2 separate regions of the Homo sapiens genome follow, and region 2 is linked to region 1. The links are chromatin contacts, found by Hi-C or POLR2A ChIA-PET in ENCODE. All regions are on one chromosome and are shown on one strand. Each heading gives the region's core, a stretch centred on a gene start or an enhancer-like site at or near the end of the contact. The rest is flanking DNA. Distances are from core to core; before and after follow the strand shown. Region 1 holds the start of CCDC12 (coiled-coil domain containing 12). Region 2 holds the start of WDR82 (WD repeat domain 82).

Region 1 (3,453 bases), core at 26-2,525:
GCCCGGCCCTCGTTCCCAATTTCTAAGGCCCACCCTTAGTTAGAAATAAATCTTTTCTTTTTTTTTTTTTTTTTTTTTTGAGACGGAGTCTCGCTCTGTCGCCCAGGCTGGAGTGCAGTGGCAGGATCTCGGCTCACTGCAAGCTCCGCCTCCTGGGTTGACGCCATTCTCCTGCCTCAGCTTCCCAAGTAGCTGGGACCACAGGCACCCGCCACCACGCCCGGCTAATTTTTTTGTATTTTTAGTAGAGACAGAGTTTCACCGTGTTAGCCAGGATGGTCTCGATCTCCTAACCTCGTGATCCGCCCACCTCGGCCTCCCAAAGTACTGGGCGCGTGAGCCACCGCGCCCGGCTAAATCTTTTATTTTCGATTTTTTTTTTTTTTTTTTTTTTGAGACGGAGTCTCGCTCTGTTGCCCAGGCTGGAGTACAGTGGCGAGATCTCGGCTCACTACAACCTCTGCCTCCCAGGCTCAAGCGGTTCTCCTGCCATAGCCTCCCGAGAAGCTGGGATTACAGGCGCGCACCACCACGCCCGGCTAATTTTTGTATTTTTAGTAGAGGCGGGGTTTCACCATGTTACCCAGCCTGGTCTCGAACTACTAACCTCAAGTGATCCGCCTGCCTCGGCCTCCCAAAGCACTGGGATTACAGGCGTGAGCCACCGTGCCCGGCCTCTTTTTGATTTTTGCACGAAACGACTCCGGCTGTATACCCACTGCTGTCACTTGCTGCCCTGTCCAAGGAGTGCTGCCGGACTGGGGAGTCTGTCTGACTCAGAATCGAAGGCGGGGGTTAAAGACCAGCTAGGCCATAGAGGAACGGAACAAATCACGCCTAACCCAACAAGCATCTGAACCTACAGGCAGCCCTAGATACCTACACGAGCAACACCCGGGAAGCAGGAGTCAGATGGACTGCGGGTCGCTGACCACTGCCTTGCCCACCCCCGCGCATGCGCGACGACCGCACCAGCGCCAGAGGAGTCCCACGCCAAGCAGCCCCAGACATCGTGGGAGGGCGCCGTCTTCTCGCGCATGCGTTAGCGCCCGCGCATGCGCGCCCTCGGCAGCTGTCTTTCCTTATTAGCCCTTTGCTCTCCTCAAGCGCGACCCGGACCCCGAACGCTGGACGCCTCAACTGCGACCCTCACTCCACACTTCTCACCTTGCGCCCGGTTTTCTCCCGTAGGGCCTTCAGCCGTTCCTTTCGCCGCAACGCCTCTTCCTCTAGCCGGCCCACACCAGCCGTAGTTGCCTCCATCTTGCCCGCGTACGCCCCTCCTTTTCTCCCGTCTTGCATCGCGCAGGCCTAAGGAGAGTGGATAAATGTCTCGCGGCCAATCCAAGGACGAGAATGAGAGACTGGGAGGTCCTGAAAGCCAATCAATGCGGGGTTATTATGGGCGAGCCCTCCCCGCCTTGCCCCGCCCCGCCCCGCCCCGCCCTTATTCTTCCGGACAACTTGCCTAGTGGGTGGGGAGCCAGCAAAAAAAAAAAAGAAAAAAAAAAAAGCTAAGGCTCGATTTATCCAACGCTGATCAGTGAAAGAGCAGCAAGTGGAATTCAGACCTGAGAGAAGGAGAAAAGAGTGCGTCGATCGCTCCGGTTTTGCCCAAGTACTAACCACACTAATCACTCCATGCTGGCCTCTTGGAATGCCCTGACTCATCCTTGTCCACTTGACCTGACAAGGCTCGAATGCCTTCAAGAAACCTTCCCTGGGCCGGGCGCGGTGGCTCACGCCTGTAATCCCAGCACTTTGGGAGGCCGAGGAGGGCGGACCACGAGGTCAGGAGATGGAGACCATCCTGGCCAACATGGTGAAACTCCATCTCTACTAAAAATACAAAAATTAACTGGGCGTGGTGGCGCGTGCCTGTAATCCCAGCTACTCGGGAGGCTGAGGCAGGAGAATCGCTTGAACCAGAGAGGCGGAGGTTGCAGTGAGCCGAGATCGTGCCACTGCACTCCAGCCTGGCAGCAGAGCAAGACTCCGTCTCAAAAAAAAAAAAAAAAAAAAAAAAGCCTTCCCTGATCCTCCACTTCGATCCCACCCTAATACAAGGTATGACTTACACCTCTGCAGCTGTCAGTGGCTCCCCGGACTCACCTGACAAGCGCCCCTAAGCCCCTCTGTGACCACTCTCAGCTCAGACAAAGCCTGCACAGTGAGGGGGACCTGACTGTATGGCTGTTTCCCTCTGGACTCAAAGATGATCCCCTCTCATTCCCATCCCCTCCTGGAGCAGCAAAGTCCTCAGGGTCAAGTTACCTTTCCCGGGGAAGAGCAAACCCCAACCTGGGTCCAGTGGGCCTCAAGTACTGCCCCCAATCCCCAGCTTAGAAAGACTTGGGGTGGCCTCGACTGCAAGTCGCCACAAGATTCATGGCTACCCAGCAGAAGCTGCCAGAGTCTTCTTTCCTGCATGAACTAGAGTGTCCTGATAACCGCGAGACCACTTAGGCTGAAGTCAAGATATTCTTTCAGTATGTGGGGGTCCCCAAAGCCACACCCCCTCTCACTTGGGAATAGGAGACCATGCCGCCCCCTCTCCACCTCCACTGCCAGGGGACAACTAGCCTCTTAGGCTGTTCCCTCCCTGAGTCTTCCCTTCCCAAGCTGGCTACAGGTGGACATCCACTCTTCCCCTTCCAACTCCCTTCAGAGGCCCATGGGCCACAGACTGCAGATCTAGCCCTCCCTTCACTAACCCTCTTGTCCTCACTAACCTGGGTCTGTCTAAGCCTTCTTCCCTGTAGTGGATGGGTTGCTCTGCCAAGGCCTGGCATGCAGTTTGGAGGTGCTCAGGAAACCTCAGCTCAGAGCTATGATGGATGAAGCAGGACAAAAGGCCAGAGGTGAACCAAGAAGCTGGGAGAACAAAACAGGACAGGGTCTCTGTTGTCTTGGCCAACCAAGGTCTAGGAGTCTCCAGACTGGTCAACTCCTGGAACGAGTAGCACCCCTCTGGGCCCAGAAAACTTCTCCCCAGCCCCAACAAAGAGCCTGATCCCTGCCCAACACCAGGGGTTGGGTCCCTGCCACCATCACCCCGTGCCCCTTTCCCCGTGTCCAGACTGTGAGGTAAGGGGATGGGGAAGGGGGCACGGGGTGATGGTGGCAGGGACCCAAAAAAGAGTCAGTCAAGCCTGGGTCCCTGCCCCTGCTGCCCAAGTGGTCCTCATTTGGTCAACTTGGGCCTCAGTTTCTCCATCTGTAAAACAGAGCCGGCCGGGTGCGGTGGCTCATGCCTATAATCCCAGCACTTTGGGAGGTCGAGGCGGGTGGATCATGAAGTCAGGAAATCCAGACCATCCTGGCTAACACGGTGGAACCCCGTCTCTACTAAAAATACAAAAAATTAGCTGGGCCTGGTGACACGCGCCTGTAGTCCCAGCTACTCAGGAGGCTGAGGCAGGAGAATCACTTGAACCCAGGAGGCGGAGATTG
Region 2 (3,648 bases), core at 828-3,327, 5.3 Mb after region 1:
ACATCTCCACCCTCAGGTTCTGGGAAGAGGTTCTAATCTGTGCATAAGCACTATACATTTCATGCAAGCCAGCTTCAAATTACTCCTCCAGGACCCCACAATGCTGACCCTACTACCACACCTTTAAATGTTACTTCGTCTTCTAAACTGATTCAAGTGACCAGACCAGGACAGAAATCCATCTACTCAATGAGTAACACTGACTCAAATAACTATTTGTCCAGCTAACAATTCCCTCTTCCTTAAGACCACCACTGCAGACCACTCTGCCACAAACTGCAGGCAGATCCAGAGCCGGTTACATAATACTTTCTCACAGCCCCAGTGGGGAAAAAAACTGGGGGGATACCATTATAGCTCAGTCCAAACTAGCATTACTTCAGATAATCAAATTCACAAATGAAGAGATATGTTCCAAAAGAAGGACACCAGTCTAAAAAAAAAAAAAGGAAAAAGGAACAGCTGGAGAAGGTGGAGAAAAACCCAAGATCTCAAATAATAATAATAATAATAATAATAATAATAATAATATCTGTTACTAGGTGACAAAATCAAGTCTGAAAAAACCAGGGTCCACCGAATTAAACCAAACATCAGCAAGCCTTCTTGGGGAAGGTGGCTAAGGGTAAAACGAATTTAATCTAAACTAGTTTTTGGCTCCAAGGAGCTGCAAGTCCACAGGCGTGCGGTGAGGAGGGCTGACAAGGACCCCCAGGGAAAAAGGCAAAGTGCTGTGCTTAGATTTTGCGAAAAGATGCAGGTATGGTGGGTCTCCAGATGACTTGTGGCAACATAAAAGTTTCATGATCAGAATTGGAATTCAAAGTGGACCAAAAAGTGTAATAGAAAAAAAAAAGTATGAAAGGAAACCTGAAATTGTTCTACGATGCTTGCTTTGTTTTAACGGAAGCTCACATTCAGGTCAGGATGGGACGACCAAGTTCGTTTGTGTGTGGCAAAAAGGAAGTTTTAGATGTTGCTGAAAAGTTCACTTATGAACGTGGGCACCAAGTCTGAATGAGTAAGAGAAAGGCTAGGAGCAGGAAGAAAAAGCAAGGGGGCTCAAAGGGGCACAACAAATAAATCCTGACAGCTAAGAAGTGCAACCCACGCGGTCTGACGGCAGAAAGGCCGCGGGAAGCTGAGGGGCAGGGGATGGGCGGAGTGCCAGGGCGGAATCGAGGTCACAGTGGAGAGAGCACAAGAGAGAGCTGACGCTGCCGAAGGAGGCAGAAAAGCAGCCCCTGCAGTCCTGCGTCGAGGCCGGAGCAGACCAGCACCTTTGACAGCCTGAGGAGCTGAAAACGCTACCTGGTGGGCCCAGGGTGGGCGGACCGGGCGTTTAAAGGTCAAGGTCAAGGTGGGGTTTGGCAAGTGATGCATAGCGCTCAAAGGAGACCGAAGACATACAAATAATATTATAAAATTATGACTATCGTTATCTTTTTTTTTTAAGAAGAAAAAAATAAAAGGTCTCCTGGACGGCTGCGGGGTGGAGGCGGCCCTGGCAGGAACGCGTGCAAAATAGGCTGGGGGCTGAAGTCGGGACGGAGGGCAGGCCGAGGGACCTGTGCTGGGCCACCGGAGGGAGGCACTGAGACTCGGGCCCAGGGCCTCCGCCGCACTCACTTGCCCTCCTGGCAGTCATAGAGCACGATGGAGTCGTCGTCGCTACTCGAGATGACCGTCTCGCCGTTGGGGCTGAAATCGAAGCAGTTAATCTTGTCCGAGTTTTCGCGGAACACCTTAGCGACGCGGAAGCTCCGCAACACGCTGTCGGTCAGCTTCATGGCGGCGGCTGGGGAAGGCAGCGGCGGCGCAGGGCCGGGGCGGGGCCCGGCGGCGAGCGGGCGGGCTGCCGAGGGGCCAACCCAGGCGGGGCGGGCGCCGCGCCGGCGGCTAGCGGGAAGTCGGCCAACAGTTGGGCCGCCTCCTCCTCTTCTTCCTGCTTGGTCGAGGGTCTTCTGCCTGGACTGTGGAGCCTCGCCGACCGTTCGTCCTCACAGCCACCTCACGGACAACCGGCGCGTCGCCGGCTCATTGTGTCCGCCATTTTGGGGCGACAGGCAGAAGCTGAGGGCGAGGAGCCTCAGCCGCGGCGCACGCCGGGAAAGGGGGCGGGGCGGGAACGGCGGAGCAAGGCGGGGAGGCGGGGTGGTGACGTCAGCGCGGCCGCGGCGGAGTGTAGTGGCGGGGCGGGCTGCTGGCAGGGAGCGGCCGAGACGTGCAGGGCCTTCCCGGGGGATCGGAAGGTTGCGGATGCCTTGGGAGCCGGGGGCCCTTGCGCGGGATTGCAACCCCCGCGAAGACTCTGGCGCCTCCTGCAGGCGTCCCGATCGCAGGCTGCGTGGGAGGGGGTACTGCAGGGTCGGGTATGCTGCTGGAGGCCGGTTTTGGGGGTGACTCAGGTGAGCCGCTCGCAGGCAAGCTTGACCGCTAGTCCACCGCAGCGTCCGCTTAGACAGCTTCGACCTCTTTACTTTTTTTTTTTTTTTTGGAGATGGAGTCTCTCGCTCAGGCGCGCGCCACCACGCCCAGCTAATTTTGTATTTTTGGTAGAGACGGGGGTTCACCATGTTGGCCAGGCTGGTCTCGAACTCCTGACCTCACCCGCACCCGGCCTCGTTTTCTTAATCGAGGTAGACTTTAGGTACAGTAAAAATCAGCCTTTTTAGGCCGGGCGCGGTGGCTCACGCCTTTAAACCCACCACTTTGGGAGGCCGAGGCGGGATGATCGCTTGAGCTCAGGAGTTGAGACCAGCCTGGCCAACATGACAAAACCCCACCTCTACTAAAATACAAAAAATTAGCCGGGCATGATGGCGCGGCTGAGGCACGAGAATTGAGAAAGGCGGAGGCTGCAGTGCGCCGAAATCGTGCCACTGCATTCCAGGCTGGGCGACAGAGCAGACGGTTTCCCCCCAAAAATTAGCCTTTTTAGTGGCTAGTTTTATGTTCTGACACCCATACACAGTCATGCAGTCACCACCACATTCAAGATTTGGAAGAGTTGCACTATCCTGTTTGTAGTCAACAGGATTATTTTAAAGGTTCTATCATATAAGTGATTATTTGCCTTAAAAGAAAGTTTATCTCTAACAAAGGAAAGCAGTATTTGAACAGAAAATAGGAACCAAGCTTCCTAACCTTAACTTTCTGGGCAAGGGGTTAAACTCAATGCCAACCTATGTGGCTTCACAGATCTGTATCTTGTGTGAAGCTCCTCAAAAGGTTAATTGCCTGGGGTTTCCAACAATGAAGATGGGGATTATTTATTTTTGCTTTCTTTAGCTAAAGAGAAACAAAAACGAGGAAAGGCTGTGAGACATTTCAGTCGCTATTAGGAAGGTTATTATCCAGAGACCTGTGCAATGGTAAAAAACAAAATGGAAACCCTGGGACAGTTGGGGTCTTTCTAGAAAGAACTAGAGGCTGTATCCCAACCCCCTGGGTAAAAGGAGAGCCAGGATCCTTATACATAAAGAGAAGTTGTTCTCTAAGGGAAGAGGCAAGTTCCTGGCTAAGTCTGGGGTATAATTGCCTCCTGACAAAGAGCAGAGCTTCTGGCTACAATTTGTTCTGGGGTCTGGAAAAAGCCGGTTTGAGTGAAACCTGAATAGATGGCAACTTTCCAAACTGCACACAATG

Evidence for each region. Hi-C counts contacts between places; a loop is a spot of excess contacts on that map. ChIA-PET counts read pairs that join two places held with the same protein, here RNA polymerase II (POLR2A). Pooled maps may share reads with other maps.
Region 2: a pooled map shows a loop between it and region 1 (5-fold over the local background). The contact joins the promoter of WDR82 here to the promoter of CCDC12 in region 1. A Hi-C loop is called at or near these places in 1 of 168 maps with a recorded cell type or tissue (CD4-positive, alpha-beta memory T cell) and 4 of 50 pooled maps. POLR2A ChIA-PET finds 5 or more read pairs at or near these places in 1 of 52 experiments (endothelial cell of umbilical vein).

What each region holds. Positions count from the first base shown.
Region 1 is chr3:46,975,470-46,978,922 of GRCh38, forward strand. CCDC12 (coiled-coil domain containing 12) reads right to left here and starts at 1,276. Exons shown (of 7, transcript NM_001277074.2): 1 at 1,168-1,276. The coding sequence starts at 1,263. RefSeq lists enhancers at 1-462, 463-1,164, 989-1,298, 1,868-2,568 and a silencer at 1,389-1,528.
Region 2 is chr3:52,276,572-52,280,219 of GRCh38, forward strand. WDR82 (WD repeat domain 82) reads right to left here and starts at 2,078. Exons shown (of 9, transcript NM_025222.4): 1 at 1,630-2,078. The coding sequence starts at 1,790. RefSeq lists enhancers at 805-1,437, 941-990, 1,011-1,090, 1,501-1,600, 2,070-2,701 and silencers at 1,791-1,870, 2,051-2,340.